Regions from separate parts of the Mus musculus genome. Here all the other regions are linked to region 3. A link is a loop called in an ENCODE intact Hi-C map of the cell type or tissue named here. Cell type or tissue: left cerebral cortex. All regions are shown on one strand.

Region 1 (8,000 bases), 85 kb before region 3:
CTGAGCCAAGGAATTCGGAGGCGGTCAGAAATTGTATCCGTGATTCTTTCGCAAGTCTCCGGCCGAAGTGATTGACAGGTAAGCCATCTATTCAGAGAGAACAGAGTGTGCTTCATGTGGATCTGGTGAATGAAAACCTACAGGGCCCCAAATGTCAAACAGCAGCAGAAATGGTAAGACAGCAAAAGCCAGCGTTTTATTCTCACAGTACTAAACACAAGCTTTTCAGATTCATGTATCATTTTTTAAAATAGGAAGACAATGCTTATAAATGTTAACTATCAGCCATCTTTCCTAAATACACGGCTACATACACATATTCTGGACAAATGTCTAGACCTGAGTGGTGTACACTCAAATGAATCTTTAAAATAAAATCTTGACAGTGAGAATTCAAAAGGCATTAGGTAAGCGGTAATGGTCTTCCAGGGAGGTCTTAAGCTCAGGGGACAGACATCAAAGGTGCTTAGTGGGAGGGTGTGGGCTGTACTTAACCTTGATGGTCACTTAGCAATGGAAGGGAGTGCTTCACTGAAGAGAGGTAGGTGCATTCAAAGCCTGTCCTGTGCCCTGGGAGTGAACCAGGCTGTCCTAGACAGGAGTCTGCCTGAGCAAAAATGAAGTGCAAACTAAAATAAGTCTGATGACTACACAGGATGGGGTCTGCTGACTTTGCAGGGACGCATGCTGCTATTGAGTGTTCCAATTTTAAAACAGAATTCTCAACACCTAAGTACTAAGAGGTGAAGCTGTGGGGTGTGGTAGCACACACCTTCATTCACAGTTGCATGAGGGCCTGGGGCAGGAGGATATCTGAGCCCAGTAATTCAAGGCCAGAGCAAACAATATGGAGAGACTTCCGGAGGGTGGTCTTGTAAGAGGTGATTTGGTCACAAATCACAGGAGAATCTTCATGAATGGGATTAGGGCCTATATAAGAGAGGCCCCAGGAGCCTATAAACTCTTCCACCACATGAAGATATAGCAGAGAACGCCATTTATGAAGCAGGTAGTTGAACTGTGTTCAGGTCCTAGTGTTCTTTAGGAGGTAGGACTGAGGCGCAATAGAACAGAGGATTAACTAAAGTGTTGGGGGGCTGCACAGTTTCTCCTGGACGCAGGCTCCAGTGGGAGTAAAGGAAGGAGGGGCTAGGGAAAAGGTCTGGTGGGCAGATGCTTGCTGTTCAAACATGAGGCCGAGAGTCTAGATTTCCAGCATCCGTGTAAAACGGTAGGCACAGTGCTAATAAGCATTTGTGACCCCAGCACTAGGGAGAGAGCAGTGGCTCCCCAGAGCTCACTGGCTACCCAACCTGCCCAGTTTGCTAGCTCCAGAAACCCTCACTCAAAAATTAGGGTGGGGATCTATTTCACAAGACATCTGACAATCTCTGGCCTATATACAACTACATATACAAACAATAACATAATAACAGTAAAAACAACAACAGTAACAACAACTACTACTTTAGGGCCTAGGTTGATGGCTCAGTTGGCAAAGCACTTGCCATGACAGCAAGAGGGACAAATTCAGATCCTCTGTACTCGTGTGAAAATTTGGACATGGAGCTGGCAAGGTGACTCGGTGGATAAAGGTGCTTGTGACCATGGCTGACGACCTGTGTTCAGTCTTCACGGGCCACCGACTGGCAGGTTGTCCTCTGACCTACACATCAAAGCCACGGAACACACATGCATACTCAGGCACATGCGTTATAAAATAAAAAGGCGTGGGGATATGCACTTAGAGTCTAGTGCTGTGGGGAGTGAGGGGAATAGACAGGGGGATTCCAGGAACTTGCTGGTCAGCTACTCTGGCCAAAATAAAGGAGCTCTAGGCTCACTGAAAGGCTCTGTCTCAAAAAATAAGGCAGAGAAACGATTCAGAAAGTCACTTGACATCAAACACTTTCACCAGGAGCACATATGTGTGTGTGCACAGAAACACACACAATACATATAACACACATACACTGACTTTAAAGAAAAAAAATGTATAACCAAAGGGGAAACATAACTTGAAGACTTGGAAAGTTCTTGGCCTCTGAACCTGTCTTTACAGTAACTGCAAGCCTGTGTGGAGGAGAGCATCTGAGATCAGTATGGATGGGCCCTGGGGTATGCACCAAGACCACAGGAGGATGACCCTTTAAAGCTCTGGGTGTGACTGTGCTCCAGGCAGAAGCCTCCAATGCCAGGTACACAATGGCAGCATGGTTTCACAGAAAATGGCTCAGAACGCCCATGAAACTTCAGGACCCACTCCCTAGTACCACATCAAATCTCTGTTCCCCACATTCCTCGTCCCACAGATACTCCCAGGTGCAATGTAAACTACTGAGGCCTCTACTCCCAAGGGCATCAGCGGTAAATGTGGGTGGCATCATTTGCTCCCAGTTCTACAGCCCCAAAAAATACAAGAGCTGTGGAGGCATTACTCTATCCACGTGGATGTCAAACAATGTCCCAAAGAATGTCAAGGCTGAGGCCAAGAAGTACCACAGAGCCCTCATGAGGGCATTGCCTTGTGTACCAGTGGGTATGGGACCACTGCAGAGAGCCTCACCAGGCAATGCCTAGGAAAGCTGTAGGGGAAGAACTGACCAGGACCCAGGATGGTGGAGCCAGCCACCCACAAGCTCTGTGCAACCACAAGACTCCAATGCATGAGAGCTACAGTAGGAGCAAAGCCATACTTCTAGCTCAGCACTGTGTCTGGAAGGTAGGATATTTGCATCACACATGTCATTTGTCCTGTGGGTATGGGATGTGCCATTCCTTTTCTCATTTCTCTTTCCCACCCTGGGAATGTCTTTCAAAGAATGTCCCACTATTGTGTTTTGAAAGTTCACAGTCTGTTATTTCTTCTTTACTTTTTATTAGTTTATGTGTACAGTGTTTTGCCTACATGTATATACCATGTATCACATGTGTGCCTCGTACCCACTGAGGTCAGAGGACCATGTTGGCTCCCTTGGGACTGGAATTACAGGCAGTTGTAGATTCACGTGGGTGTTGGGAATTGAACCCTGGTCCTCTGCAAGAGCAAGAAGCACTCCTAACCTCTCTACTGCCAACAGCCTGTTAGTCACAGGCCCACAGCTTCATGCAGAGGCCTTCATGAGTTTCACCCATTTCTGATTTACTCGATGCCACCCAGACCACTCTGGAAACTTAAGATGTCTGTGCTGACATTTGAATGATTAAATATTGGAGGTTGTTAGGAGGTACGGGGTATGTTTTTCATGTGAAGACATTCTTTGGAGGGGGCAGAGGTAGACTGCAAATGATCCAATATTAGTGGCTAAAATTCATGTAGTTCAAACCTAACTCTCGGTGCAATCTTATTCAGAGGTGGGGCTCTTGGGAAGTGTGAGGTCAACAGAACACACTGTGGATGAGATTAACATCCACACAAAAGAAGACCAAGAAAGGCAGGGTTTTCATCCATTCTGCTGGGTGGGGATACACTGAGCAGATACCACCCATGAGGAAGAGGGGCCACACTAGATACTAAATCTGCCAGCACTTGGACTTTGGGTTTCTCCACCTTTAGAACCGTAGACAGTCCACTTCCATCACTTGTAATGTACCCACTCTGAAGTATTTTGTTGCAGCAGCCTAAGTGGACTAAGACAGGCGAGAAAGAAAAGGTAGTTTAGGTAAAAATAACTGTAGGCTTTTTTTTTAAAGGCACGACACACCTTAAAGTGAATGGGAGATATCACCTGGAGTCAGAGAGTAGTAGGAGTGGTGGGAACAGGGCAGCCTGTCTCCAGGAAAAAAGATAGGGCAGAGGAGAGAACTCAGGACAGCTCAGGCCCCAAGGGCTAGGAGAGAGGAAGAGTTAGCAAAGTTAGTGGCAAAGCCATGGTCCTTCCTGAATGATGGCCATTATGGAACTGGCATACACTCTCCATTCCTTAGTGCAAAGTGCTCTATTTTCCTCAGGATGGATTTTAGACTAAGTCTCAAGAAGCTATATTTAAGGCTACCTATTTAAAAAGAAATACTATAGAAAGAGACAAGGAACAAAGAGGTAATGGGCTTTACCAGTCAAGAGTGACAGAAGACTGCAGTGGTCCCCATGCAAAGCTGTTCTTGGCCTGATTAACAATCTACAGTCACCATGACTGTGTAGCCAGAAGGGACAATTTCTGGGAAAAGCTTGTCTCCAACATCCCTCTTCCTATCACTTTATGCCTTCCATAAGCAGATGTTTAAAATATATATATTTAGAAAAATGGCTAAAAGCAGTTTATTGCTGCTTGATACAAACTGGTTTTAACAGAGGTTAAAAACTCTCTTTTTAGATAGCAATCTCCATCGCTGAGATTGTGGTAAAAGTAAAGGCCAAAGATAAGACAATATTCCAACCAGGACTGTGTTGCTACACACAGAAAAACAGTCACTCCCCACAAGGTGTACATGGCCTCTCTCTCTGGAAATACAGGGTGAACTGAGAACAGAGAAGCTATCTTTTACCCTTCAAGTTCATGTGACCACGTGAGAACAACCCCATGCATGGGTCCTACTAAGATCACTGAAAATACAGAACTTTCTGGAGTGTCCATTTAAACTTGCAGTGTGTGTGCTGGATTGCGTTCTTATATACATCTAATCTACCCTACTATCCTCCATGATCCTTTAAAATGAAAACTGTTAAAATCCTCACACCTGACAGCAAAAAACCAATCCTCTATTTTAGATCCTTTGGAATAGCAAGAACAAACCTCAGCATTCTGGACGGCAAACCTGAAGGAATATATATACATATGTAGGTCTCAACAGAACCAGTGGGGTCAGCATCTGGAAACTGTAAGCTTACCTGTCACAGCCTTCATCGAGGTCTTGACAATCACACAAACAGGCAGCCACGTGGTTCTTTTCCCCATTTCGATCTATGTATTCGCAACAGCACAGGGGCTCCAATTCAGGTTCTTCGGTTTTCTTTTTTTTGACTGGCTTCATATTGCCCTTTAGTGTACGGATTTGTACCTGTCACCATGAGGCATAAGAAGCTCACAGAAGGTAAAGGTGGCAAGAACTCAACTCACATCCTGTAAACACATCCTTGCTTCTCATTAACGCCAACGCCTGAGCAATAAAAAAATGAAAAGGGGGGAAGGGTCCTGCTTTCATCAGGCTTTTCGGGCTCCGCGTGGCCTGACAGGAGGGTTCCTTGACTTCTGGGGCTCTGAGCACCTTCCCCTCCCCTTCCCAGCTAGGCTAGCAACATCTGGGCACCAGCCGTTCCCATGGCGACAGCCGACCACGCGGCCCGGGACAGCAGAGCTAGGGCGGCCCAGTTCACCTGAGGGTGCCGGCTCAAAGGGCCGGGCTGTCCCCACCCCAAGGCTGCGCGCCGTGGAAACTCACCCTCGCAGGTGCAGGCAGCGACGCCCTGGCGCTGCAACCACCCACCGGCCCGGGGATGCCAGGAGCCCCAGCAGCCCCGAGGTCGCCCGTCCAGCCCACTCCGAACCCGCCGCTCCGAGGGCGTGGGCGGGCCTGGAGAATGACCTTGGCGGGGAAGTTACCTGCCCTCCCGACAGAGGCGGGGACCGGGAGGAGGACCGACTCCCCTGGGCGCGGCTGAGCCTGCGACCCCGCACGGCAGGCTCGGGAGTGCCGGGCGGAGTCGCCCACCTGTGAGCACCGCCGGTGCGCGCGCCTGCCGAGCGAGCCAGTCGCCCCCGGTCGCCGCTCCGCAGGTCGGCGCGCGCTTCCGGGTGCCCCGCCCCCGGCGCCGGGATCCCGCCGCCCGCACGTGCGCCGCCTGCCCACGAGGCCCCTCCCCCGCCGCGCTCCGGCCGGGCCACCTCGCACCTGCGCCGGGGCCCTCGCGGTGCCGCCGGGGTGCGGGATCGGACCCCGGCGCTCGCGCGCCGCCAGAGTTCCGCCGGTCGCCTGCGGTCCTCCAGCGCCGGCAACAGGCGTTGGGGTTCGATCCGCACCTTGGCCGCCTTCAGAGGTGCCACCCCACGAGTCGCCCGCCTTCCCTTGAGGCCCGCTGTGGACCCCAAGCCCGGCTTATCCAACTTGTTCTCGCTCGCGAGTCCTGGAGGATGGAGCTGCTTTCCAGCCAGGCCTCGGTGGTACTTTTGATTCAGTAGTCTGCACATTTGCAATGAAATTGCCCAAGAGAGTCCCCTCTGGGTTTGTATTGCAGCACAAATCTGTAAGAACTATGGGCCTACGTACAGGTTTTCCCTACCCCAGGCTTTCTAGGTTTTGGTTTGGTTTTAAGCAGAAACAGAAGAAAAAACGACAACTTAAACATTTCCGGTTTTATTGAAGTCAATCCATACATAACAGATTAAGATCTCATTAATTCTACGTACATATTTAGTGTTTTATCTACAAAGTGACGTTGGTAATCTTTGAGGTATATGGTGAAGTGCTTTAAGAGAAACCACAAAAGCATTCACTTTGACAGTTAACATTTTTCTAAATTTAACAATCTGAAGTTTCTAATCCAGTCACTCAAACTCACAGCCAGAGACTTCCTATGTTCTTATCACAAACAAAACAGAACAGAACAGAACAGAACAAAACAAAGCAGAACAGAACAGAACAGAACAGAAGGTATTACTCCGAAGCCCCCTGCCCCAGGGAGATTAGTTAGGATTCATGAAGAGAAACCCTTCCCTTTAGCCAGTATTTTTATTCCCTACAGGCGTCTCAAAAACATTGTTAGCAATGACATTTGGCTTTGGTGACACTGAGGGAAAGGAAACATTGACTAAAGGCAATGGATATTCAATAAAAATAAATATATGTGCGTGTTCTAGAAAGACAGCTAGAGAACAAAACAATAAATACGTCCTGAACATTTCCTAAATCCCGGGGGACGCAGCTAATTTCAAGTCAAGTCGCCAAGTCCTTATTTTCACAAACCACTGGTGCTGACACAAGTGCCTGAGTGGTTTTCCCGAGAGCCCAAGCTTGCGCCTCTCAACTCCGGTCAGCTTGCATGCCCCCCAGTCTTTATTGCTGAGTGCAAGTTTGTGTCCAGCTTATAATTTGCCAGCAAGACAAGTTAGCTGCTACTGAAAAGTGATTAATTATTTTCTACCTGATGGGCCACCTCTATCATGGGTGTTGCTAAGCTGAATCTAAGCATTACTCATGGACTCAATTTGATCTGTCATGGAATGCCCAGATTTTATAATAATCTTACGACTTCTAAAACTGAAAGTAGTTCATTATGAGCATTGATGTCCTATATACTTCCTTCTCCTAAATTACTGTTCAGTCTTTTTGATATATAAAGGATAATCTCACCTTTGGTACTTATACGTACATACATATATGCACACACATATGTATATATATGTACATGTATATATGTGTGTATATATATACATATATATCCCTTCATTCAGATACAACATGGCCAATGACTCTTTCGGACATACAAAAGGTCTGACCATTGGCCTTGAGGCCAAGTCAAGGAAGGCACTGTAAAATTTAAAGATACAAGCCTGGAATGTATGCACTTGGAAAACGATCCTTTAAGGTGATAAATGATTGAGGGGTTTCTTCTTACCTTTTTAGGCTCTTAAACTCAGTTACAAACGCAGCCCCCCACCCCCACCCTGGGCACACAGGGACTCTGTGCTAACATAAATTTAAAGGATCAAGTAGCAAGCCTCACTATAGAAGAATAGCCATCCTACCCACAGTGCCTTCCTTCCCCTTTTGTGTCACAGAATTTCAATTCCAAAATATATTTCATGGTTCACTGGAGAAATTCACAGCTTAAAAGTATCTATAAGAAGTGAAAAGATAGAGTCTTAAGGCTATTGGAGAGTAGTCATTGAGTAAATGTTATTTAAATACAGCTTTCCTGGTAGAAATCCTGGTAATAAAAATATCAGAAATGTCCTTATGACAGTGACAGTCTTCATCCTCCGATTCCTTCCAGATGTTGCCTTCTAGGTCCAGATGTCTCTTTGGTTTCCACATTTCAGCACTAGCTCTCCACAGCCACCCCA
Region 2 (8,000 bases), 520 kb before region 3:
CAACAGCCAAATAATAGAAAATGACCTTTCTAGATTGGAGTCTATCCAAGGGGGTGACACACACTCCCAGTTCTGCCATTGGTTAAAGGTCAAGGAGATTGACCCAACATAAGTACTACCAATTCTTTTCAGTGGCTTGTGCCATAATTTTATCACCTTCTCAGTAAGTAAATAGGGATGTCCAGAGATCATTCTCCCCAAAGGAGAAATGAGGAATTCTGAGGCTGTGAGGGCCTGAGTACCTTCCTTGCTTAGAGCTATCTACATAATCAGTGCAAGAACCAGAAGCAGAGATGGTTGGTGACCAGGGCTAGGAAGAACAAGTTATATTCATTCACATTAATTCTAATGTGGTTTAGACTCTAGAAAAAAAATGTTACACAAATATGTGGTTGTTTCATGTTCTCTATAGATTTCCAGAAAGGGAACAGCAATTGAGAGCATAATGTTTTGCTCTTGCAGTCTTATCAGCTAAGTCACCAGAAAATTCATATTTCACTTCAAATTCATATACAGTAAGTAATATCAACTAGAAATTGTTCATAAAGAGAAACCTCTTGCTTTCTTGTTGTGTGTTCCTCACATGTCAGACTAAAATGGCTTTTCTAAGCTCTTACAGATTACTGCATAAGGTCTACTATAAGCCACAGGTTTATAGATCTTTGATACTCAGGAGGTAAAAAGCAGCTATTCAAAGGAGCATCTGTTTTTTGTTGTTGTTGTTGTTTTGGGTTTTGGGGGGTTTTTGTCTTGAGTATAGCTTTCAGATGAGCTTTGTACCCACTGCAAGAAACCTCCAAACCCCAGCACTCAGACAAGTAGGAAAGTCTTGTCATGTTTTGAGCAGAAGTTTGAGAGGTCTAAGTAAGATCTATACCTTCTAGAGCCTGTTATCATGGCCAGTGGGAAGAGAGCAGATTCCAAGAGCTGAGATTCCCCAAAATTTTGTCAGCTTGAACATTCACTCAGGATAGTAAGGGGCTCAGTTCATGCCTTACTGTACAGTGGGCCTCAGCCACTCCAAAAATGTACGCTAAGATTGGGCCAAAACAAAGAAGGCTAAAAGCAGGCTATGTCAGCAAGATGGTGGGCTTTAGAAGACAGAAGTATTTTCCCTGAGACAATATTCTACCAGACTCAACGAGATTTTAACACACACACACACACACACACACACACACACACACACACACACACACACATGTTTTAAAGTGACTTTTACGTCTTATTTTTTTCTTCTCCAAGAAATTAGCATTCAGAGAGTTGCGTTCCGACTGTGGCCCGATGTGTGCCTTGATCAGGAGTGCATTTTTATGACTGGGTTATAAACGGTCATAATAGTGAGGGGTTGGGATGGAATGCCTTCAAAAGATAACCTAGACCTACTGCAGGCTTGAAACTCTATTAGCCTAGCTATTAAAACCAGGAGGACAAACTGTTTCTTCCCTGGATACAAAAGCTGTTAGGCTACAGCTTGACCCAGTACAAACTTTTCTGAATCTCTCTCCACTTTACAAACCGTCAGCTCATTGCTGCCGTCTGCAGTGAGGCTGTTTACAGCTCTGTGCTAAGTGGAAAGTTCAAATCAATTATTGTCCATTAGAGTTTAGGTATAACTGATGAAATATCCCCAGAGGAGTATTGTAAATGTATCAAGACGTCCTTCCCCATTATAGAAATGGGGACGCATAGTGAATTACTTACCTTCTCTCTTGCCCTTAATGCCTCTGAAAGGCTGCTGGGCAGACAGAGCTCCTCTTGTGTTGCTGGGGTTTTGAGTGAGGACTTCACCATTTGGTGAGCATGTGTCTTGAGCTGGCAAATGTCTAGACTCCAACTTACTGTCTACTCTTGGTAAACTTTCGTGTGGATATAAGAAAATAAAAAATGAAAATGAAAAATTGAGAGACTGTAAAAATTGATTGGAAAGTAAGTACCGGGCAATCAGGTTCCCTTTGCATGATTGCCGTCTCACTGACAATCAAGTGAGAGACGCTTTGACGCAGGGAGAGTTGGTGCTGGGCCACTGTGCTTGTGAGAAGCTTGTTCCTCCTTGTTCTGGTTCTTTCATTCAGTCTTCTACCGGACAGAAAGGGAGAGTCATTCATAGCTAAGCATCTTCAGGCTCTAACAGTGATATTTCACCCCATGAAAGCCAGAACCCCCACACCCACACCCCAAGAAAAAGCCAGAACCCAGTAGAAAACAAAGATCTATTTGCAATCTGCTCTAATGGGACTTGCTTTGGAAGATGTTTTTTGCTTATTGTCTTTCTTGTTGATGCCCTGAGCCATCTCCTTGCCCCAGAGATCCCACGGCTGCAATGTACAGACTCTTCTCATACAAAAGTCTAGGTGTTCTTCTCTAGAGGGCTGTGACTTTTTTTAAACACCAGAGAAGTAATAGAGGAAGGTCAAAGAGACATCATTCTCCTGGTCAGGCATTCTCTCCTGACCCCATGGACACAGGTGGAGGGACACCTTTTTATTCTGAGTTAGTCCTATTTGGCTCCAATGGGCTGCCTGTGTGAATGTAGCAGCACACAGTTCCACCCTGACTACAGTTAGAATGAAGAGAAGATTCCTATTTAAAATGCAGCACTGATTTCCCTGCGTTGAACACCAAGGAGAACTCCAAAATGTCCCCCTGCTCGCAGGCTTATCAGTTATCTTAACAGTGTTTACCCTCAGCTCTCATGGGACTTCCATTCATCTCACTGTAGAGCCACCAATAACTGAACAGGAAATCTGACTGAGAAGAAGAGAGAGCACTTAGAACCCTTATTGGGTCATAGTATCTTAGGCTGTGCTATACCATTTTCTTAGTCTGTTGTTTTCTTCTCTTTTGGATTTTTTACATTTATTCATTCACTGTATATGAGTGTGTACTTACACGTGCATGTGTGTATGCGTGTGGGTGAATGTTAGCCATGGTATGCATGTGGAAGTCAGAGGAAAACTTGTAGGGTGTTGGTTCTCTCCTATTGTGTAGGTTCTGGGGTCAAACTCTGGTTGTCATGATCGGCAGTGGACACCTTTACCGACTGAGTCATCTTGCTGGCCCTGGTTTCTTTGCAGTGACCCAGGAATCCTTAGTCTCTGCTTTGGATATGCCGAACCATTGCTTTTTTACCAAATCACAGACTGGGAAGGTGGTCTCTTGCTCAGCGGGTATGTGCCTGGGTAGATGCTCTCCCCTGAGATGTGCAGCCACTCACACATCACCAGCTTCTAATAATTCCTGACATTTAAAGAGTCAGTCCATTTCGACCATTTCTTTCTGCATATTTGTGGAAAGAGCCAATGGTTTGCAGCATTCAGGAGGCACAGGATGTGCACCTTGTCGTGTGGATCGTATTCGTTCTGCCCGGTTTATCGGTTGTTTGTTTTCTCTTAGGATTTTGGGAGACTTCTTTAACATGTTAAATATGGGGCTAAAAATAGTGACTAGACTGTAAATCATTTGGGGGAAAATATTAATAAGATACAAAGAGAACTGCCTTCCCATCCACCCTGTGTCATAATGACAAAATGCTAAATGACTCTGCATGTCTGACTCCCTCGTCACTGGAGGTGAGGCCTCTGGATTCTGTGCCATACAAACCCCCAAATGTGAGAGCCTTAAGTGCAGGCTGAAGTACCAAGCGTGGGTTTGGATTTCCCTTTCCTGCCCCAGTACTCTGAAAGCATGTTTACTCAGCCTTCCCTCCGAGCAGGGTCCCTGTGCTGAAGCCGGTCTGCCAGCCCACTTCTGAGTAACAGCCAACACCCCCATCCAGCGCCGCCGACCGATGGGCTTGCTCGAATTTAAGGAGCAGGACTGATTTTCAAGTTTCTTCGAGCCATTATTTGTGTTCCAAGTTATCTTCCTGCATCCGTATTAATTTTCTGTTTCCAAAAGTAAGCCCCATGTATTTCAAGGCAGCACAGTTGCTTTTTCACATTTTCCAGGGAACTGGTGTTTTTAATGTCATGTGAGGACAACATTACACAATGGGTCTTTGGCAGGGACACACAGAAATGAATACCGTGTGCGAACAAACATTAAATGGCAGTCTTAATTACAGAGTTAGACTCTGTTGTTTTTAATGCCCTTCAATTTTATAATTTGATGGAAAATGCATCAACACAGCTATTTTCTTTCTACCCTAAATGATTAAGGATTGATATACCCCCAAACTGCAGTAGCTCCTTAGATCAGCTAATCAGGTAGGCCTTACATGTTATCCACTAGAGGGCAGTAGGGATACACAGCCACTCCAACCAATATGTGCAACATATGGTCGACGTGGAAACATAGTAGCCATAGCTTTCATGTGTATGAAAAATTCCCATTGCAGTGTTGCTTCACTTATAATTATATTGAAAGTAAACACTAATTCACAGACAGACTACGCATATTTCAACATATCCCTCTAGTGTTTTGTCTATTCTAGTTTAAAATGCCCTGAGTAATGAAACTTCTACTACTTCCCTTGGGAAGCTATATCAAAACCCACTTGTTTTACATGCCTGTTTTTTTTTACAAACACACACTCAAGATCTATTAGTCTTCCTTCAAGTTCATTTAGACCTCTGTTGCATACTCCATTTTCCCTTACAGCAAAGCTAGTTCCATTCCGCAAAAGATGTTTCCTGAGTATCCATTGTGTGGAAGACATACTTAGTTGAGGGATGTCCACAGCTGGCGAGCATTGCAAGGCTGCGGCTGAAGGATTTGCATGACTCCAAGCTACAGAAGAAGCTCGTCCAAACCAAACATCAGAAGAAGATGTTGGCCTAAGTTCTAAAAGGAGTGACATTCATAAAACTGTCATAACAGGAAAAAGTTTAGTTGAACTTGGATTTTCTGTATTGAAATCCAGAGTGCTAGTATTGCATGGTGACATCTAACATCACCTGAAAAACTGTAAGCTCTCTGGCTGACCTGGCGGTGAGCTCATGCCAAGGAGACGACCTGGGTTCTCACCAGTGAAAGCTGATCCTTTGGCCGATAGATCAGATTAGCCTAGAAGTTTAGAACCAATTTTGGGGTTCTTTATACCTACTTATGAAACAGAGGATATGGTTTGTAAATCCCACCAACAATGTTCCGTAGTCTGCTTTTCGTTTTTTTTAATCATCGACTCACTGGGTTCAGTCCCAGTGCCGCTACACACATTGCATGATGGGAAAGTAACCCAAGATCACATGCAGTACTTTGAGTTTGCACCACTGGTCTTTTACATATACTTCGATCATATGTATCTGAAGGAGAGGGTAGGAAAAAAATCCAAGCCAAGAAAATCCCTTTAAGGCTAGAACTCACAGTTACACTGTTACTACAAGGTTTCCCCATTTACATTAGAGACAGAGCAAAGTTATTTGCTCTGTTGGGTCTTTTTCTCAGATACATTTCCATAAGGCTGTCCTGATGGCCAAGGACATCCCAAGTAGACATGTCCACGGGTGAGAGTGTTCTGCCTCCAAGTGCAGAATGAAATGTTGCAGAAGTTCTAGGAATGATACATACCTCTCAGTGCTCTTTCACATCCTTTGAGCCAATGTAGAACATAGCCTATTCTCCAGGGTCTTTAAAGGCCTTTCTTTTGCCAATTAGGAGGGTAAGAATGTGCTGGATAGGCTGACTCTCTGTAGGAAAAGAGAAGGGAAGGATACAGAATCTTCATGGGAATCTATACAACAATAGTCCAGACTTCCTATCACAAACAAAGCTTACATCCAAAATTTGTGTCACCTGTAATGAAATCCACAGGAGTATTTTATATGGAAGTAATTAAGTGCAAATGTACAACAGCCATTTTTGTGTTTTTGTTTGTTTCAAAATACCAGAGGTGATTAGGCCATATTATGAACTAATTGCTTACTTAATTTATTTAAGTTGAAATGAGTTCTTGAGTTATACAGGACCCAAAACACGAACTCATTACTCCATTCTGCACACCACTGAAAAGAACAAAACAAAGACGTTAGCGCCTTTATTTCATTATGTTACAACACACCAACATTCTGAGCACTGATGAGGACCCAAGTGGACAGAACATCTGTATTTGGTAAGAAAATAAAATAAATAAATGTTTGCTCCATCATTTAGTTCTTCCATTGATGTGCTGAAATTCAAAATGAATGGCCAAAGGTAATAAAGTGGCATGCCTTTTTTTGTACACTTTCCTATGGAAAGTTTAAACGACTCTTCAAACATATTTGAAAACAGTAAATAAATAACCTACAAAATTCAATATTTTCTTAAATTTGGAAGTAAACCACAGTCATTCCTAGGCTTGAGTCTCTGTACACCAAGTTTCAAACCAAAGCATATTTTGGTATTTTGATGGTTGACTTATAACCCCCTGAAAAGAGGACCTGATTGTGTGCAGTGAGGACAGCTGCCCCTGGAACTCCGTCCAGGCTACTAAAATAAAACACTGGTGCTTACCAGTCACTGCTGACCAGGAGATGCGAGAGGCAGTACTCTGTTCTATAGGCAGTGAGGGAGCTCTGTCAGCAGTGCATGCTTGCCGTGGCCAGATTCTAGACAAGGAAAAAAAGAGAAAACAGTACACCCCAAAGCCAAACCAAAGCCCCAGGTGTTAAAAGCAATTGAAGATGCCAAAAATCTTCCAGGTTCTAGTCCTGTTCAGTATTTTTAAGGTACTGCTAAGGAATTCTAGTTAAGGTCTGTCTGACCATGTTAGCGAGGTAGCTGGTGGTGTTGAGCATCTCTATAGGTTTATACGTTCCTTTGCTCATGATTATCTGAAGCAAAATCCATGGAGCTTTTATTGACGCTTTAACCACTGGGCGCCCCACACATTAGCAAAGTATATGCCAATGTTTTACAAAGACATAGTGGATCAAGCTATAGTACTTGTTGACTTAATTGTTTCCCACCTCTCAAAAGAGTTGGGGTGACTGCGATAGAGGTAAATTTCTGTTTTCCCATGTGAAGAATGAAGAAAATGAATCTGTCATTTTCATACCCCAGCTAGATGCTGTGAGCATTTGATGGACTGGTAATATAATCTTAATAAACTCAGGGAGTTTGCTGGTGATTAATTATGTCTTTTTGAAAGAGGATGCTAGGAGGAGCACTCTCTCCTGATGTGAAAAATACCAAATGGTCATTGTCTTGTCTTGTGGCATAGCTGCTTTTAGCAATACCACAACCTCAACATGAGTGAGAGTCATGTCTTGAATTATTTTGCTCATGGGCTCAGACACCTTAATACTGATACCCAGTGTTCTTTTTTGGCAGCTATTCATTTTAATTTAAATTAAAACCTGTGACTATGAAATGAATTTTTTTTTCTGTATCCCAAGACATTTACTCACTGAATAAATATTTATTGAGAAGGTACTCAGTAGAAAATATTATACTGAGCCATATGATTTGCTTAGGAACTAAATCTGTGGTGGTAACCACATTAAATCCATCTTGTAACCAAGTAAACCATCCAGACAACTTTCACAAAACTGGAACTGACTATTTGAAAGGAGCCCTTCACTGCACAGTTGAGGGCATTTGGAACTGGCCAGTACCATGAATTCCTTGCACTCTGCACATGTGGTTCATATAGAGCTCTAGAGGCAGAGCCCAAAGCTCCTGGTCATAGTGTGTGCTGGGTTCCAGCCCTCAGCATGCCTGTTTATCACGTTCTCAGGGATGCTGCAGGGATGCAGTCAGCTCTGATGTTTTCCCTGCACTATCTTTCTTCTTTGATGCTGATCAGTTAAGCAGTGGCATGGCTTTTCTGAGTTTAGTAATGACACGTCCCCAGACCATTTCTGCAGTCCTGTCATCACATTGGTGTCGAAGGAATGTAAGCCCTTATATGGACACGTTCTTAACAAATAAAAGCATTTCTCAAAGATAGATTCTCTTTTCTTAATGATATCAAAGTCTATTAACTTTCTCATCCATTGGCCACTGGTAGACACTCTCTGAGAGGTGTGCTTCTGAGGGAATATTTATGTGAATTTTAAGTTGCTCCACAGAGTTCT
Region 3 (8,000 bases):
AAATTACTTTTAAATTTCATTTTTAAGCTTTCTTTTTATAAACACCTTAAATTATTTATTTGTGTGTGTCCGTCATGTGCGCCCCGAGGATCGAACTCCCGTGGTCAGGTTTAGGGGTAGGCACCACTAACCCATCCTGCCAGTCCAATAAATTAACTTCTAAAGAAAAAATATTTGAACACTTAGAAGATGGAAATTAGTGGCTGGAGAGATGACTCCGTTGGCAAAGTGCTTCCTGAACAGGACTGAGGACCCAGACTTAAACGCCCCACCCCACCCCACCCCAGCATCCACATATAAGTTGGGCATGAGTCTAGTGCAGATGGTGATGCAACAGGTGGACTACTGAGGCTCAATGGCAAGTAAATCTTGTTGAATTGGTGAGCTCTATGTTCAACAGAGACCTTTATCAAAATATAAGGTGGGGTGACTGACAAGATACCCCACATTGACCCGTACACATATTCATACACCACAAACACATATATGCTCACAAAAGACAGGAACGAATGTCTTTGCTTCCTCCCATTTGTCATGTATACACGCAGCAAACATCTTCCAACCACTACCATTTGCTAGGTAGTTGCTGGTACTAGAAATACAAAAAATAGGGGGCTGGAGAGATGGCTCGGTGGTTAAAGAACACTGACTGCTCTTCCAAAGGTCCTGAGTTCAAATCCCAGCAACCACATGGCAGCTCACAACCATCTGTAATGGAATCTGATGCCCTCTTCTGGAATGTCTGAAGGCAGCTACAGTGTACTTACATATAATAAATAAATAAATCTTGGGGCTGGAGCAAGCAGGGCTTGAGCGAGAAGGGAAAAAAAAAGACGTTAAAAAAAAAAAAAGCAATGTAATGAGAGTATGGCCACTGTGGAGAAGTATCTGCAATGCCCGTATTTGGAAGGAAGATGGGGAGGATGATGGACAGCAGGCATTATAAGAGATCATGACGCACCGGGCTCCATGAACATCATTACTATTGCTGTTCCTTAGCCTTCTTCATAGCAAGGCCATTCCTTGGGGTTACAAGGAAAAGCACCGAGGGCACCAGGCAGTAGATCAAATGTGTTAAGTCTACCCAATTTAAGCCCGGGCTCTTAAATCCTATGAAGTAACCATGGAAGGTGCCAACCCTGGTGACACTGATTTGTGGCTCTCTGGAGGGAAAGATTCACAAACCATGCTAGGGTACAGAGAAGGACACCCACCAAAGGAGGGATCGACAAACCTGGACACGGGGGCGGGGGGAGGAACAAACAAAAGTCTATAATTTGACCCAGTTAGAAATACAGTATTTATTAATTTTTATAAGGATTCCCTCTTCTCCCAAATCTTCAGATCGTTTCTCCAATTTCTTACGTGTTTGTTTGTTTGTTTGTTTGATGCGTATGGTGCTTTGCCGACATGTGTGTCTGTGCACTGTGCGCATGCCTGCTGTCCTCAGATGTCCTGGAACTGAGTCACAGATAGTCGTGAGTCACCATGCGGGGGCTGGGAATTGAACACCAGTCCTCCGTAAGAACAACGAGTGCCCCTAACCACTGAGCCATCTCTTCAGCTCCGTCATGAAAATAACTTCATGAAAAAAGTTGACTTTCGTGTCTCTGTCACATAGCTAATGAATTAACTTCAACGCTTGCTGGAGATACATCCACTAGCAAATCCCCATGGCTCCCATCAGCACGGTTACCGCTCATGGTCTCTGGGGAGTTATTTACACAGAACAAACAACAAGGGTTGCTGGGCTTGCTTCACTTCGACCTTGGCCATCAACATCACTGCCCTAGGTTGGTGAATAGTTCAGCAGGTGAGGACATTTAGTTGCTAAGCCTGAAGACTTCAGGTCAATACCCAGAGCCCATGAGGTGAATGGAGAAAACCAACCTCGCAGGCTGTCCTCTCACTTCAACACATGCGACATGGCACACACACACACACACACACACACACACACGTTCGAGCTCTCCATAAATGAATGAATAAATGAATGGTACCTTATTTAAATTATTCATGGTCACCTAGGCCCGCGAAATGTTACTGCCCACGTTTAGGTGTGTCTCCTCTGTCTGCCCTTCACAGGCAGGTCCAGCGGCTTGCCTCTCTGATAGTTTAGATCCTGTCAAGGTGACATGGCACTGTCAAGTGCAAACGTTACCGACAAGAGCTCAACTGAGCCAAATCTAGACTTCGTGATGCAACTGTTGCATGAGGGCGTGCGTGTGCGGCCTTCCCTGCCCTCTTTGCTGACACAGAGGCCACAGTCCTGGAAAAAGGTTATTCCTCTCTTGAACCTAAAGCAACGTGGGTTTGACTGAGCGTGCAACGCAGCAACAGGCGTTTGGACATTTTCTGGACAGCATCAAGCCATACTGCTCCCCGTGCTGGAGTTCTGCAGAGGACTACTGCTTCCCCCCTTAACCAGACAACCCTGGTATAGAGCAGGCCCGAAGGGTTTGCACAACGGGCCGAAACTTCGGGAAGTCCTCTTAACACTAGCAGTGAAATGTCCTGGCTAACAACCAGCTGCACCCATACATTTTATAGATGCTTGGATCATAGCCTGAGAAGTTGTTCCTGTAGAATGAACAGTTTCACTGATACCCGGAGCATGAAGCAAGGCCACACATATGTCCATATACACTAAAGCCATAAGACAAGGCCTGCCAGGCGCTTCGGATCCTCTTCAGAGTTCTAGATATACCTGTAGTGCACAGGGCTTTGTTTATCAAAATACAACTGAGCTCTTGAGCAAGGTTTTCAATGAAAATTTCACTTTTCCTCACGAATTTCGGGGTTCAGGTCTCAGAGGGAGCACAGGGTCCTTAAGTTAAAATCCAATTAAATAAAATGGGGAGCTAGCATAGTAGGTAAGACATCAAGCATGAGGACCAGAATTCACCCCCAGATCCTCCCCAACACACACACACACACACACACACACACACACACACACACACAGAGGCTCAGCATCCTGGCATGTTTGTTATCTCAGCTTTGGGACAGTGAAGACAAGCAGAACCCTGGGCTCCTTGGCCTGTTGACCAGCCAGGCTAACCTGATCTACCAGCCCCAGGAGGCTCTTCACCTTGCTCTGGGAAGGCCTTCCCTGCTCTCCCCCAGAGACCTCAATTATGTCAGCAATAGACATATCATTTCACACTCTTACGGTTTGAGCATGGCACTATCAGTTCTATGTTAGCTGTATTCCACAGAAGGGATACCCCCCCACACACACACACACACACACACTCCTTACTTTGGCTGTTAGGTCCAACCCTGCCTGACAGTTGTTGTACAGAGTTCACCAGTATCCTATCTCATAGTAATGGTTTGTCAGTCAATTGAAATAATGCATTCATTCATTTATTCCTCCAACAGTTTTTTTGAACTATACCCTTCACTACACTAAAATACTTCTCTGAAAGAAAAATATCTACACACAAGCACTGTAATACAGTGAGGATAACTGTTGAGAAACACGAGTAAGCCCGCAATGAAAGGCTTTCACCCTAAAGCTAATAACCAACTTACCCATTTGTCAGATAGGATAATAATAAACAAACGACAAAACTAGTTGAAACCAAAAACTTGATTGAGACTTAAACTTTGTGAGCCCTGCTAACCAACGACGGAAAGGCTGGCAAGAGGAATACCAAGTCAAAAATCACAATGGAACCAGACTCACTGGGGTCTGGGGCTGAGATATCTGAACTCAGGGACCAAATTCAAGCACTTAACACTCCGTCGCCTAGCCAGGAACAGGCTCGCGGGAGACACAGGAAACCGTTTCCTTGGTAACAACTTTTCGAATTACGCCAAAGAGTACAGAGGAAAGGGAAGGGAGGAATTAATTATCATAATCGGAGCGGGTTCAAACAACCGTGCAGAGGAAACTGCAGGCGAAGCCACCTCTCGGGAGCCAGCCCCTCGAGGCTGCTTACCTGGCGCGCCGTGAGAGCGCCCTCCATCGCCGCACCCTCCCGCGACACCCCGCACGCGCGTCCCTGAGAGCTCCCGGGTGGGAGAGGGCCGGACAGGCGCGTGCCCGACGCGCGGTCCTGGCTGCGGCCCTCGGACTCCCCACCTCCAGATCAGGCCGAGCGCTTTGCGTCCTCTGGCGGCAATTAATGACTATTGCCTTTGGCGAAGTCCTTAAAGGCTAATTTGTGAGCCAGGGCGTTAACCACCCTGGGATCAGTGATGAGCCTTGAAAAGCAGAGGGTTTGTTATTCTTTGATGGGCCTAGAATTTCAGTTTGGGCAGAAGAAGATAGTGTTCTGCAGATAGGATGGTTGTTCTCTAATATGAATGTACTAGACCTCATTAAAATGTACAATAAAGGGCTGATGAGATGGCTCAGTGGGTAAGAGCACTCGACTGCTCTTCCGAAGGTCAGGAGTTCAAATCCCAGCAACCACATGGTGGCTCACAACCATCCATAACAAGATCTGACTCTCTCTTCTGGAGTGTCTGAGGACAGCTACAGTGTACTTACATATAATAAATAAATAAATCTTTTTAAAAAACGTACAATAAAATCTAATAGAACAGGCAGGCGATAAGAAGTAGGGAGGCAGGAAAACTGTGACTTGGGGATCAGCCTGACCACACTCAAGTTCAAGACCAGACTTGGGCAACAGGGAGACTCTGTCTCACGAGGGAAAAGGGGGAAAAAAAGAAAAAAGCAAAACAAACAAAACATCTGATAAAATTTTGTTTCTCTTTTATACCAATAAAACTCACTACGCAAACACAATTAAGTACTAGAACAAACAGAACTAGATAGAGCCCCGTGGAGAGGCACAGCCTGGTTTCTAGCATTGGCACCTTAGAGTAAAAATACGAGGGGTTTGGAGAGGTGGTTCAGGGGTTCAGTGTTCAGTGTGCTTTCTGTCCATGCAGAGGACCAGCGTTCATTTCCCAGAACCCTCATCAGGCAACTCACAGTCTCCTGGAACTCAAGCTTCCACCAGTACTACACTTAAGTGCACAACCTTGCATTCACGTTCACACACACACACACACACACACACACACACACACACCTCTAAAAATTATCATTTAAGGAAAATAGTGGTAAGGATACTGAAAAGTGTTCGGGTGAACAGTGTTAACATCTACTTAGGCTTGAAGGATGGATGGTAATAGAAGCCACCAATTAGAAGAAGAAAAGGCGCTCAGGGCTGGGGTGGTAGCAGGTTGTGGTTATAATGTTAAGTGTAAGAGCAGGTGACTGACTAGAGGAACAAGTTAAGACCACAGAGTAAGAAAAGCAGAGGCTTGGAATTGAAACAAGAATTACTGAAAGAGTAAGACAGTAGCAAAGAGAAAGGAGATGATAAGCAAGGACCAGAGTTCTTCAATAGGAAAAGAAACCTCAGGCAGGAAGGGAGGCATGTGCCAGCAATCATGGCACTAAGGAGGTGAGGGGAGCAAGATTGGGAGTTCAAGGCTACCCTCCACTGGACCTTGCTACATAATGAGTTTGAGGCCTCAAAACCAGCATCCCTCAAAAAAAGAAAAAGAAAAAGAGGAACATGAACTGTGAGCTGGTGGAAGGGTCTAATACTTCTATTAGAAGCCTCAGGTACAGTTCTCAGTCATGAATTTCCAAGCTGGGATTTAAAGAAAGAATGAAGGAAAGAAAGAGACCTGCCCTGTCCCTGGCTTTGGTGGCACTTGGGTGACCATCACTGCATGACAGTTCACTCCGAACCTTAGTATCAGAGTGTGAGAATAGGTATTCACTATCTCTTGTGATTTCCATGGCTCCGAGATATGGAAACAGCACAGGTGGAAAGCTCTGGCTCATGGTCGATCTTTCACAAGACTGCGCTAGGTGATTATAGGCAGCTCCAAGCCATTGAACCACCTGGCTGAGGCTGATCCTGAGCCGGGAGGATCCACTTTCAGAGAGTCTCACTCACAGGGCTGCCAGCCTGGCACTGGCTCTTGGTCTGGGGCCTCGGTTCCTCTCTGCTAGGGCTTCTCCACAGGACAGCTTGAGTCCTCATGCTGAGGCCGAGCCTTTCCTCAGAATGTATGATCCAAGAGACCTAGACGGAAAGTACAATGCTTTCTATGACCTAACCTTGGAAGCTGCATCTGTTCACACTGCATTCTACCGGGGTCGGTCTGCACTGGGTCACTAACAGGGACAGGACCACAGCTACTTCTGGTGACACTGGAGAAAAAAACCAAAACAACCTGAGTGGGCTGCAGAGAGAACAAGATCCTCAGAGGAAAGGCAGGAGGCCGTGGAAGTTTAGAGAATTTTCACAGAAAATACAGAGAACTTAGAATTCAGTTCATGTCTCACCTGGAATCCCATAGAACACTTAGGAAAGAGGCTGGGGGTTGGAAGCTGGAGAGTGGTGATAAAAATAGGAGTTGAAAGAGTATATGTGCACTGCCAGGACCAAACACAATCCTAGGACCTCTTATGTATCCTGTCCCATAGAGACCCATTGGGCCAGGCTGCTATTCTACTGTTGTGCCAGGGAAATGTTAGTGATCCCCCAAAACTCACACAGGAGCCGATCTGATGTAACTCACGGTAGGGTCTTTATTCTATTCGAGCTAGCTTCCCCACCCCCACCCCCAACGCACTACCATCATGAAGGGCAGTAGTTTTGGTGATGGGGGAGTCCCGAATGTCTGTTGGGGTAAGACTTTATAGTAAGCAACAACAAGGAATACGTGTTCAAGCATCTAATTGGAAAGCTCCTGTGGCCTTTAACATGATTGGTTGGAGCTGGGAATCGTATCATAAACTTAACTTCTGCTCCCCTCTGCATTGGTGGTCAGGGCTGGGCTTGTAACCTGGGGGTGCAGGTTTGCTGGGAGAATAACCTGGAGACACTGGTAAGCCGGGCAGTGGTGGCGCACACCTTTAATCCCAGCACTCAGGAGGCAGAGGCAGGTGGATTTCTGAGTTCGAGGCCAGCCTGGTCTACAAAGTGAGTTCCAGAACAGCCAGGGCTACACAGAGAAACTCTGTCTCAAAGAGAGAGAGAGAGAGAGAGAGAGGGAGAGAGAGAGAGAGAGAGAGAGAGAGAGGGAGGGAGAGAGAGAGAGAGAGAGAGAGAGAGAGAGAGAGAGAGAGAGAGAGAGAAAGACTGGTATTCTTGGGGCTTAGCATAAAGACAGGAGTTAGGTTCCGGTTTTGTTGGGGGCAACTTGGAAACTAATGCTCGGTACCAGCCTCTTAGTTTACCAGAGTTCAAACTTAGGTCAGGTTCTCCAAAATGGAGTCTGAATTTGAAAGTTTTGGCATCTCACTACATGTTTTAAATTTACTCTTTACTAAGTGAAAGTTCCCTGAAGTATAGTTCTCTAATTTACGTTTCATCTCGTGAAGAGTTTTAAGGAATTTAGAAGCTTTGCACTGTCGTGTTTTGTCTTGTTTTTAATCTTATGAGACAGGGTGTCATTAAATAGTCCAGGATAGCCCAGAACTCCTAGAAATTTTATTGCCTCAACTCCCAAGTGTTTGAGATTACAAGTGTGTGTGCCACCACACCTACCTTCAAAAATCCTTAACAGTCAGTCTGATTAGCTTCCATCCAAAATTCTCAAGAAATGCCACTAATAATTTTGAATCTCATATTACTAGTCTTGTTACTGCATAAAAGTGAGTAAATACACGGGGTGGGATAGCTCAGGGCTTAAGTGTACCCATCCAGTAGTTACAACGGTCTCTGATCCTAGTCTAACACCCTCTTTTGGCCTCCATGGGCACCAGGCACACATGTGGTGCATATGCACACATGTAGGCAAAACATTCACATACATAAAAATACATCTTTTTAAAAAGCATATCTGTACATCGTTTAATTTTATTCCTAACCAAAACTAAAGAAGAATTGTACACAGACAGAAAGGACGAGAAAGAAGGCAAACGCGAGGAAATTTTGTAAGCTTTGAAGCATGTAGAAGAGGATTCATAAAACGGAGAAAGCCAAGTCTCAAACGGAGTACGGGGAAAGCCTGAG

Evidence for each region. Peaks named below come from ENCODE experiments on the same cell type or tissue, not always from the same donor. Only the 100,000 strongest peaks of a DNase experiment are listed, where the experiment ranks them.
Region 1: a loop joins it to region 3, with 2.1 times the contacts of the local background. A loop is called at or near these places in 2 of 42 quality-filtered maps.
Region 2: a loop joins it to region 3, with 2.6 times the contacts of the local background. A loop is called at or near these places in 4 of 42 quality-filtered maps.

The regions. Positions count from the first base shown.
Region 1 is chr16:43,974,080-43,982,079 of GRCm38, forward strand. It overlaps Zdhhc23 (zinc finger, DHHC domain containing 23), which reads right to left and starts at 5,730. Exons shown (of 5, transcript NM_001007460.2): 1 at 5,380-5,730; 2 at 4,829-5,097; 3 at 1-87. The coding sequence starts at 4,971. Gramd1c (GRAM domain containing 1C) reads right to left here. Exons shown (of 17, transcript NM_001359085.1): 17 at 6,271-8,000. The coding sequence ends at 7,979. It overlaps Gm46552 (a long non-coding RNA gene), which reads left to right and starts at 5,794. Exons shown (of 2, transcript XR_001781930.1): 1 at 5,794-6,159. In left cerebral cortex, no CTCF peak of the experiment used is centred here; DNase peaks (open chromatin) are centred at 4,915, 5,294, 5,469, 5,610 and 1 more place; H3K4me3 peaks cover 2,070 bases; H3K27ac peaks cover 1,331 bases.
Region 2 is chr16:43,536,035-43,544,034 of GRCm38, forward strand. All of the region lies in intron 5 of Zbtb20 (zinc finger and BTB domain containing 20), which reads left to right. Among named protein-coding and RNA genes, the nearest start is that of Mir568, 100 kb to the right of the region's middle. In left cerebral cortex, a CTCF peak has its summit at 4,231 (motif pointing right); DNase peaks (open chromatin) are centred at 3,965 and 4,264; H3K27ac peaks cover 2,445 bases.
Region 3 is chr16:44,059,325-44,067,324 of GRCm38, forward strand. It overlaps a transcript of Gramd1c not described here. Among named protein-coding and RNA genes, the nearest start is that of Gramd1c, 21 kb to the left of the region's middle. In left cerebral cortex, a CTCF peak has its summit at 4,124; DNase peaks (open chromatin) are centred at 1,513, 3,865 and 4,017; H3K4me3 peaks cover 895 bases; H3K27ac peaks cover 668 bases.